Regions from separate parts of the Homo sapiens genome. Here region 1 is linked to region 2. Evidence: chromatin loops called from intact Hi-C (ENCODE). Cell type or tissue: PC-3. All regions are shown on one strand. Each heading gives the region's core, and the rest is flanking DNA. Links, peaks and the distances in the headings are about the cores only. Region 1 overlaps LOC105374174 (a long non-coding RNA gene). Region 2 overlaps PLCH1 (phospholipase C eta 1).

Region 1 (5,385 bases), core at 312-5,311, 160 kb after region 2:
AGTAGAGACAAGTATTCGTTGCTAAGCCATGCCCAAATTGCTGTTGTCTTCTTAGAAGACTTAGTGGTAGTATCTTTCCAACACAAACTAAGACATTTCTCTACAAACCTGGGAACACCACCCCCACCAGGCCCTCAGTGTCCCTCAGCAAATGTGGAACAAATGTCACTATCACTATGAAAACAAAACTGATACCGCATGGGACCTTCAGCCCATACTGTCATGAATAGCTGTTTTTGTTTTTTGTTTTTGTTTTTTTTGCATTTTCAACTCCCCTAACTCACTTCAGTTAATATCATTTCCCCTTTCTTTTGGAATACTGGTGTTCCCTGATTGATGTGTTTTGGGGAAGCTGGTGAAACTGCCAAATATAAAACCCTTCTGGTGGTCGCCATGATCCTTTCTTGCTTTTTTTTTTTTTCCTTGTCCCTTTATAGGTATCCTGTGTTTTCCAGTTGAAAGCTTGTGAAAATTCGCTTTATCCTTGAAGTTCAGAATTTTCACCAGGATGTATGAAGGTATGTATTGTATAATACATATATGTTTTTCTATTAATCTTGTTCAACATTTATTAGGTCTTTTTTAACAAAGTTTCAAATCTTTCTTGATTTTAGAGAAATTTTCCTTAATAATATCTTTGCTTTTTCATTTTTTCCTCTTCATTAATTCCCCCTAAAAGTCCTAGTAAACTTATATTTTGTTTACTGGAATTACCCCTTAAGCTTTTTCTCATAACTTTCCTTTTTCTTTTTACTCTATGTTCTTAGAAACTTCCAAACTAGGTCCTTCAAAAACAAATTGAAATTGCACAGTTAAAATTTCTGCATTTCAAAATACATAAGAGTTTTATCTCAAAAAACAAACAAACAACTATAAAAAAACTATGGCCGGGCGGTGGCTCACGCCTGTAATCCCAGCACTTTGGGAGGCCGAGGCGGGCGGATCACGAGGTCAGGAGATCGAGACCATCCCGGCTAAAACGGTGAAACCCCGTCTCTACTAAAAATACAAAAAATTAGCCGGGCGTAGTGGCGGGCGCCTGTAGTCCCAGCTACTTGGGAGGCTGAGGCAGGAGAATGGCGTGAACCCGGGAGGCGGAGCTTGCAGTGAGCTGAGATCCCGCCACTGCACTCCAGCCTGGGCGACAGAGCGAGACTCCGTCTCAAACAAACAAACAAACAAACTATTTGCATGGGGATTGGTGGTCATGGAGGCTTGAATTTAAAATGGCAGATTATCAAAGACTATTGAAGCTTGGTGATAGGTACACTAAGGGTTCATATGAGACCATTCTGTTTATTTTGTACATATTTAAAATTCTCCATAAAGGAAAATGAGAACAAAAACAACAACAAAAACCTCAAAACAGGCCGGGCATGGTGGCTCACGCCCGTAATTCCAGCATTTTGGGAGGGTGAGGTGGGTGGATCACCTGAGGTCAGGAGTTTGAGACCAGCCTGGCTAACATGGTGAAACCCCATCTCTACTAAAAATACAAAATTAGCTGGGCATGGTGGCGCATGCCTGTAAACTCAGATACTTAGGAGGCTGAGGCAGGAGAATTATTTTTATTTTTATTTTTTTGAGATGGGGTCTTGCTCTGTCACCCAGGCTGGAGTACAGTGGCGTGATCTTGGCTCACTGCACCTCCTCCACCTTCTGGGTTCAAGCGATTCTCCTGCCTCAGCCTCCTGAGTAGCTGGGATTACAGGTGCGTGCCACCACACCCGGCTAATATTTGCATTTGTAGTAGAGATGAGGTTTTATCATGTTGGCCAGGCTGGTCTCGAACTCCTGACCTCAGGTGATCCACCCACCTTGGCCTCCCAAAGTGCTGAGATTACAGGCATGAGCCACCATGTCCGGCCGGCAGGAGAATTATTGAACTCAGGAGACGGAGGTTGCAGTGAGCCGAGATCACGCCGTTGCACTCCAGCCTGGGCAACAAGAGCAATATTCCATCTCAAAAAACAAACAAACAAATTGGTTAACCACCGCTATTAATGCTGCTATTCAGTCTGTTTCAGAAACAAAACAAAACTGAAAGAGAGAATTTTACTGGAAGGATATTGATGGCCTCCCAGAATCAGTGGAAGGCCAGGACACCTGGCTTAGCAAAAACACAAAAATCAAGGTGACAATATATTAGGAATTACAGCAATAATCTTCAAGAACATTTTTCAAAAAACTACTCCACTGCCACGCCTGTGATGTCTTTGCTTCGTTTTTCTAGGCTCTGTTACAAAAATTAATACCACCATCTAGTGGACCCTTCATATACCTATGTCTGATTGTAGATTTCTTCTCTGGTTTTCCAGTCATTTCACTGAGATCTGAACTGTATCTTCTATATATTCCTGAGAATTTTAAAATTGTTTATTTTTGAGGTGGGAATCAGGTTTATTGAGGTATAATTTATATCCAGTAAAATTGGCCCTTTTTAGTGTACAGTTCTATGAGTTTGTTTTTTGTGTGTTTTTTGTTTTGTTTTGTTTTTGAGACAGAGTCTTGCTCTGTCACCCAGGTTGGAGTACAGTGGCGTGATCTTGGCTCACTGCAATCTTCACCTCCTGGGTTCAGGCAATTCTCCTGCCTCAGCCTCTTGAGTAGCTGGGATTACAGGCGCCTGCCACCACATCTGACAAATTTTGTATTTTTGGTAGAGACTGGATTTCACCATGTTAGCCAGACTGGTCTTGAACTCCTGACCTCAGGTGATCCACCCACCTTGGCCTCCCAAAGTGCTGGCATTACAGGTGTGACCCACGGCACCTGGCCTTTTGTTTTCTTTTGAGACAGAGTCTCGCTGTGTTGCCCAGGCTGGAGTACAGTGATGCAATCTTGGCTCACTGCAACTTCTGTCTCCCAGGTTCAAGCGAGTCTCCTGCCCCAATCTTCTGAGTAGCTGAGACTACAGGTGCATGACACCACACCTGGCTAATTTTTGTATTTTTAGTGGATATGGGGTTTCGCCATGTTGGCCAGGCTAGTCTTGAACTCCTGACCTCAAGTGATCTGCCTGCCTTGGCCCCCAAAGTGCTGGGATTACAGACGTGAGCGACCATGCCCGGCCCTATGAGGTTTTTGGGTGTTTTGTTTTGTTTTTTTAATTTCCATAGGTTTAGGCTAGGCACGGTGGTTCACGCCTGTAATCCCAGCACTTTGGGAGGCCGAGGCGTGTAGATCACTTGAGATCAGGAGTTCTAGACCAGCCTGGCCAACATGATGAAACCCCATCTCTACTAAAAATATAAACATTAGCCAAGCATGGTGGCGCACACCTGTAATCCCAGCTACTTGAGAGGCTTAGGCGGGAGGATTGCTTGAACCCGGGAGATGGAGGTTATAGTGAGCCAAGATCGCACCACTACACTCACAGCCTGGGCTACAGAGCAGGACTCAGTCTCAAAAAATATATATTTTTTTATAGGTTTTTGGGGGAATGAGTGGTGTTTGGTTACATGAATAAGATGTTTAGTGATAATTTCTGAGATTTTGGCGTACCCATCACCCGGTTCTATGAGTTTTAACAAATAGATAGTTATAGAACCACCACCACAATCAAGATATGGAATAGGTCCGTCAACTCCAAAAAGTACATACCCTTGTGCCCATCTGAAGTCAACCTCTCCACCCATTCCCCAACCTCTGGTAACCACCGATCTATTTTCTCTCCCTATAGCTTTGCTTTTTCCAAAATATCATGTAAATGGAATCATACAAAATGTAGCTTTTGAGTGTGTCTTCTTTCAGTCAGCATAATGCATTGAGATTCATTGATATCATTGTCCCGCATCCCCACCTCCTTCTTTTTTTCTCCCCAGTAATATTCCATTGTATGGATATGCCAGAGTGTATTTATCTACTGACCAGTTGAAGAACATTTGGATTGTTTCCCATTTTTTGTATGAGTAATGTCACTATAAACATTTGCATACAGGTTTTTGTGTAAACATATCTTTTCATCTCTCTTGGGCAAATACCTAGGAATAGGATTGTTAGGTCTTATTGATACCAGTGGGTTAGGGAGGTCCCCAAATGCTGGTGGGGCCTCAACCCCAACCAGTGTCCAGGCTCTTGACACCTTCCCAAGAAGCAATTCAAGGATTAGTTGGAAGATAATGAAAGTGAAACCGTCAGTGCAAGATTATAACTGAGACAGAGAAAGAGATCTAACCTGACCAACTCCATCTTGCCTCTGACCATCAAGCTGTCCTAGTTCATTCCTGGGCATGGGACAAACTAGCTTTAGGAAGAACTTAGTTTATAGTTTATAGTTTGAGGCACAGATGATAACAGCCTTTTCCCAAAACAAATCCCCTTCTTGCCTGGGGACTAGACTGCCTTTGTAGGACTAACATATTAGTCAAAAGATTATAAATTATGGTTTAGGAGTCATGCAGCTGGAGGCTACAAGATTCTGACACTCCCTAAATCGCTCCTGGGGATAAAAATCACTATTATAGGCTGGTGTGATGGCTTATGCCTGTAATCTCAGCACTTTCGGAGGCCGAGGTGGGCAAATCACCTGAGGTTGGGAGTTTGAGACCAGCCTGACCAACATGGAGAAACCCTGTCTCTACTAAAAATACAAAATTAGCCAAGTGTGGTGGCACATGCCTGTAACCCCAGCTACTTGAGAGGCTGAGGCAGGAGAATCACTTGAACCCAGGAAGCTGAGGTTGTGGTGAGCCGAGATGGCACCACTGCACTCCAGCCTGGGCAACAAGAGCGAAAGTCTGTCTCAAAAAAAAAAAAAAAAAAGAAAGAAAGAAAGAAAAGAAAGAAATCACTATTATAAAACCTAAGACCAGTGCTTGGGATATTTTGTAGACCCTGTCCTCGATGGATCAGCTGGCACCACCCAGATGGATAAACTGGCTCATCTGATCTTGTGGCCCCCATCCAGGAAGTGACTCAGTGTAAGAAGACAGCTTCAACTCCCTATGATTTCATCTCTGACCAATCAGCACTCTCGGCTCACTGGCTTCCTCCAACCCACCAATTTGTTCTTTTTTTTTTTGAGACCAAGTCTCACCTGTCGCCCAGGCTGGAGTGCAGTGGCGTGATCTCTGCTCACAGCAACCTCCGCCTCCTAGGTTCAAGCAATTCTCCTGCCCCAGCCTCCCGAGTAGCTGGGATTACAGGTGTGCGACTCCATGCCCGGCTAACTTTTGCATTTTTAGTAGAGACAGGGTTTCACCATGTTGGTCAGGCTGGTCTCAAACTTCTGACCTCGTGACCCACCCGCCTCGGCCTCCCAAAGTGCTGGGATTACAGGCATGGGCCACTGCGCCCAGCCAATTTGTTCTTAAAAACTCTGATCCCTGAATGCTTAGGGAGACTGATTTGAGCAGTAATAAAACTCTGGTCTCCCACACAGCC
Region 2 (5,385 bases), core at 217-5,216:
TGTCTTTGAAATTTTTCCCTGGTCCTCTCTAATAATTTAATGATAATATTTTTAATCTTTTATCTTTTTTTTTTTTGAGACAGTTTTGCTCTTGTTGCCCAGGCTGGAGTGCAGTGGCGCCATCTCGGCTCACTGCAACCTCCACCTCCCAGGTTCAAACGACTCTCTTGCCTCAGCCTCCCAAGTAGCTGGGATTACAGGCATCCACTCCCACACCCAGCTAATTTTTTGTATTTTTAATAGAGACAGGGTTTCGCCATGTTGGCCAGGCTGGTCTCAAACTCCTGACCTCAGGTGATCCACCTGCCTCGGCCTCCCAAAGTGCTGGGATTACAGGCGTGAACCACTGCGCCCAGCCTGATACTTTTAATCTTAATGATGTTCATGAAATCTTGATTGTCATTGCAATAATAGGAATTCTATGTGCACAGGTATTTTCTGGACCTAGAAAAGGAGACTTATAAAGTTATGGCTGGAAAAGCTAGGCTTTGATTCAGTAAAGAAATGCTACTCTAACATAAAATCTAGTGATGCCCCACAAACCTAAAGCAGGCAGGCTGCCAAAGTCTAATAAACTGGCTGAAATCAATTGGAACCCTAATTCACTTTTGCATAATTTCATTCTCCTTGCATATTTTCCAGTCAGGATCTGGAATTCTTCTCTTTTCTTCCAGTGCAGATGGAACTCCAGTGAGGGAGAGCTTTTCACTCTTCATTTTTGAATATAATCACATTTGTCCTGAAAGCTTGTGTGTCAGTCCTAGATATTGGTCTCTCCATGGTCAGGAGAAACCTGTGACCATTCACACACACACACACACACACACACACCACTACCTCTCTCCCCTAAAGGGAAATGCAGCATTTTGCCAGTGCAACACTAACTACAAAGTTTACAGTCCAAAAAGAAATCTTATCTTCTCTTCAATGCCATCTTGCCAGCCTTTCATTCTCATACCCCCGGCCTGAAGAACACTTCCATCTATCATACACCTATCTTGATGTTTGACTACACAGAGACCTCACACCTTGCTGCTATAAGGGAACTTTACAATCTGGCAAAATCCTCACCTGAAAGACAGGGAAACTGAGGGCCCCAGAAGTGACATGAGGCTACACAAGTTAGTTGTTAAACTTGGATTAGAACTAGTCTTCAGGATCCCGTTTCAGCCTACTTTCCATTACAAACTAGCAGTCAAGTTTCTACCCTCACATCACCAACTAGGTCTGTGGCCAGGAAGGGGAGGCTGGATAAAAAGTAATCCTTTAATTAATTAACTAAGTCAATTAGTTTTATTAAAATGTAGTTCTGAGGCAAAGTAAAAGTATTAACATATATATAAGGCAACTTCTTGAAAAGGCATACTGCATAAATATTTAATAAGAGAATTACCCTTAATTTTATCCCTAGATAGTAAAAGATACTCCTAATTCAGTCCAAAATGTTTCTAGTTTAGATTTGTAATGGTTATTCCGAAATATTCATTTAACAACATGATGGCAACAAAAACAAATTTTCCCATAAGAAGTTGAGATGATAACCTAATAACTTACAGGAAAGCAATTAATACTTTTTCCAATAGTACAATTATAACTAGCAGTATGTGAAGACAAACATTAAGTCACTTAGTAAGGAGCTCAAATGTTTGGAAAGGCTTATGTGCATAAGAAATTGCATGTGCATATTAATTGCAAATACACTCATTATTGGTTAAGAATCAAGACTGCATCCCAGGTCAGAAAAAAAAATACTGCAATTCACTGAAAGCAGGAGAAACAGCTGAAGGTATAGGCAATTTTCAAATCAGGATAAATCATGAAGGTATAAGCCATTAAGACAGGGTTCATACCGCACCAAACATTCTTTGCTCAAGATTTTTTTCTATTGCAAACATATCAGAAGAATAAAAGTCAAGTAGGGGAAGATCCCAGAGATTAGCTTCTCTGATAGGTGCAAATTCCTTTGGGTTTTTCCTAAAAATCCAGGCAAAAGACAGACAAGAGGGAAATACAAAAATTCATCATTCCTAACAAGGTTTCTCTCATCGCTGGACATAGTAGTCAATTCAACCAGTTCATTTCCGTTAAGCACTATTTCCCAACCTTTCCAGATATTTCATTCCTGCCTCTGAAATGTGAAGATGAAATAGTAGGTAGATAAAAGGCCGGACATAAGCAGACTCTTAACAGTAGGTTTAACAGTCTCTTTCTCTTTGGGTTCTGGGATTGTGGGTAATATTCTAAATTGTTTCCAATGAGAATATACCACCTCTATAATCAGAAAATGAGGCTATGAATATGGTTTATGAACTGTGAAACTACACAAATGTTACATTTTTATTTTTGCTGCTATTGACCATTTTAGAGTTCTCATTTTAACATAGCTCTTTTATCCTGGCAACACTGCTGAAGTTTGTCTGTAGAAAGAGACCCTGGCTGGCATAATTTATACATCCAAGTCTGCTTATTCCAAAAGTCTATTATTCTGCACGGGAAATGGTTCTTTTCCATTTATGGAAGAAGTTTTGTTTCTTTTTGTTTTGGTTGATTTTGTTATGTAAGGAGAGTTATCAACAAAAACAAGGAGAAGCCAAAGTGAATAAGCAAAAGTGTGGTCAGTAAATGTTCAAGAAGCCCAAGAGAAATCTGACATTTCCTACTCAACATGTCCTGTCCCTTTCTTTTCTCAGAAATGTTCTGAAATCCTCTACAAAGACATTACCACTAGAGCTCCCTTGGTTTAAAATATCCCAAGACTTCTCACAATTCTTCCTTAAGTCAAGTAAGTTCCTATGTTAACAGATTCATTTTCAGCAGAGGTAGAAGAAGAGCAAAAGGCATCTTTCTTTCCTGAATTACAATATATCCTGAGGCAAGGAAATCCAAAATGATATTTTACACTATCAGAAATATATAAAGCTATTGCTGTATTATAAATGAATAGAATCATTGTTCTAATCGGAGTTGATTCTTTTAATCTTGGGAGGATTTAATATCTCTAAATCCTTTCGAAAGAGTAATTCTTGAATGTAAGAAGTAACCAATTCATATTTTAAGTGTTATACTGCCCCCTTGTGTATCTTGTGTTTAGTGAAAAGGGAGCTCAGACAATACAGTAATTGTAATTCTCAGAAATACTTCAGTGGAATCTGAGTTTAGAACTAGAAACAGCCTCAAAAATCATTGAGACCAGCATGCTCATTTCACAGAAAAGAGAACTGAGTTCCTGAAAGATTACGTAACTTGTCCAAGACCGTACACTGCTAGTCAACAACAGAGCAAATACTGTTATATAGAACTTAAGCCTCAGAATGTTAATTTTTTTTTTAATTAAAACGGAGATGGCAGCCTGAAAGAAGAAAAAACAGTGAGGTGTTGGAATTAGGCAGATCAGGATTTGAATTTTAGGTCACCATTTTACAATCTCCACAAGCTTTAGTTACCCCATTCATAAAATGGGTTGAATAATAGCTATAGCAAAGTCCTTGAAAGGATTCCGTATGACAATGTTAATGGTCATCAAGCCCTTAGCATAAGTATCTGCAATATAGTAATAAACTAATTGGTAATACGACTATAAAAATACATAGAAAAAATTTTAAATGATTATAGCCTTTGAGATCTCTGAATAAAGGCATTCTAAAATAATGAAAATAATAATGAGTTTAAGGCACTTAAATCTAAATTCTTTAAAAACTGGCACAAAATAAAGCTTGAAAAAATAAACCTAGTTCTTCTAACTCCCGTGATTTTTCTATTATCATATTTACTATTTTTTAATACGAATAAATTTGCAACAGAACAATACATAAATCAAACACTGCATGAGAGATAAAGCAATGAACAGGACCCTTGGCTGAGGCTAGAGAAAAGCAACGCAGAACCTCAGTGCCACAGGGTCAAGTCGCCATTCCCACGCCTCCTCTGCTAAGGGCACTTCACCACTGGAATGTCAAGAGAACCAACCTGGAAAGGTGGAGGCAGAAATTTTCATGCTGACATTGCTAATACCTAATTAGTTACATCAACTTGGGCAGTTATTTCATCTCTGTTTCTCTTTCTTCATCTGTAAAATGAAATCACTCTCTACTTTACAAGGGCTTTTAGTGAGGTTGTATAATGAACGTTGAAAAAACACTATAAACACCAAAGTGCTTAATAAAGTAAGGTTAAATTTGTTATCTTAAACTTAGTTTAAAGCAATAATAAACATTAAGTCTGTCATCAAATTGGGGAAGACTTCAGAACAATCTTAGAAAGGTGAAAGCAGCTTAGATTATAGGATTCTGTTAAAGAGCACTCCACTCCCCCTGAAATCTCTCTGTTCCCTCTACAATTCCACAGGCCTCTGATAGAGATTACTCCAAAAATTCTGGCACCACATAAGTCTTTGGCTTTTAAATCAGTTTCACCCTGGGGTATCTTGACAGCAGGATTGACAGAGCTTATCCCTGACTGTATACCACAAAACAAACAGATACCAGCAGGGTAAAGGCAATTTGTCTTAGTTTGCCATGAAAATGACTAATATTGATTACTCTCTGATTCACAGCTGCAGTCCTCCACCCTGATAGTAACGGTTTAGTGCTGCAAACTCTTCTGTTCTGTTGTTATATGGGACATAATATATAGATAAGTCTGAAAGCCCTAAAGGACAGCAATAAAAGTGGGTGGACTTCTCTTCAATAAGTGTCTAAAGCAGGTGGCCACAAGCACCCTCTAACATCTCAATTTGGAAGGCCATGCTATGCTGGTAATAAGCATTGACTGGTGATCCACAAATATTAACTGAACAATTATATGGCCCTCACCCAAAATAATTACAAACATCAGAAAGGGATATTACTGGAGTTGACAGTGTGGTAGAAGAGGAAAGGCACTGGTACCAACTACCCTACGAAATAGAAAGAGATAACACTATTATAGTCGTTGAGGTGGGGCCCATTCCTTACAAGTGGAGATAGTAAGTGCAATGGGACTTCTTGGGTAATTATTCATAAACAAGTTAACTCAAGCTCTTGGTTCCATCCAACAATTATACCATATTTGCATCTAGAGTGCTAGAATAAAAGTCCTGTCAGAAACAAAATAAAAGATCCAACTACATAAATACAAGAGACAGCTTACCATGAAACACACTGTTGTCCACCAGAAAATGCCTGCGGTACTGCACACAGTTCCTTTTTTCCAAGTTCCAGTAACTCATTGTCAGAAGATTTCTGGCACAGCATCAAAACCAAATTGCCCTGTCAAGGGAAACAGAATGAGACAAAAATGAAGAAAACGGCAGCCACACGCTCACACTGGTAGCATAATGCCATCGGTTGCCCAGCATTACGGGGCAACATATACGGCATACAACTTCTCCACACATGGAGCTGGAAT

What was found. Hi-C counts contacts between places; a loop is a spot of excess contacts. Peaks named below come from ENCODE experiments on the same cell type or tissue, not always from the same donor. Only the 100,000 strongest peaks of a DNase experiment are listed, where the experiment ranks them.
Region 1: a loop joins it to region 2, with 7 times the contacts of the local background. A loop is called at or near these places in 4 of 110 quality-filtered maps.

What each region holds. Positions count from the first base shown.
Region 1 is chr3:155,857,815-155,863,199 of GRCh38, forward strand. It overlaps LOC105374174 (a long non-coding RNA gene), which reads left to right. Exons shown (of 3, transcript XR_924607.4): 2 at 438-518; 3 at 4,834-5,385. Among named protein-coding and RNA genes, the nearest start is that of SLC33A1, 6.1 kb to the left of the region's middle. RefSeq lists enhancers at 164-263, 4,858-4,917. In PC-3, for the core only: a CTCF peak has its summit at 2,274 (motif pointing left); a DNase peak (open chromatin) is centred at 4,927.
Region 2 is chr3:155,699,019-155,704,403 of GRCh38, forward strand. PLCH1 (phospholipase C eta 1) reads right to left here. Exons shown (of 23, transcript NM_014996.4): 2 at 5,128-5,246. The coding sequence starts at 5,206. Among named protein-coding and RNA genes, the nearest start is that of PLCH1, 43 kb to the right of the region's middle. In PC-3, for the core only: a CTCF peak has its summit at 3,065 (motif pointing left); a DNase peak (open chromatin) is centred at 4,483.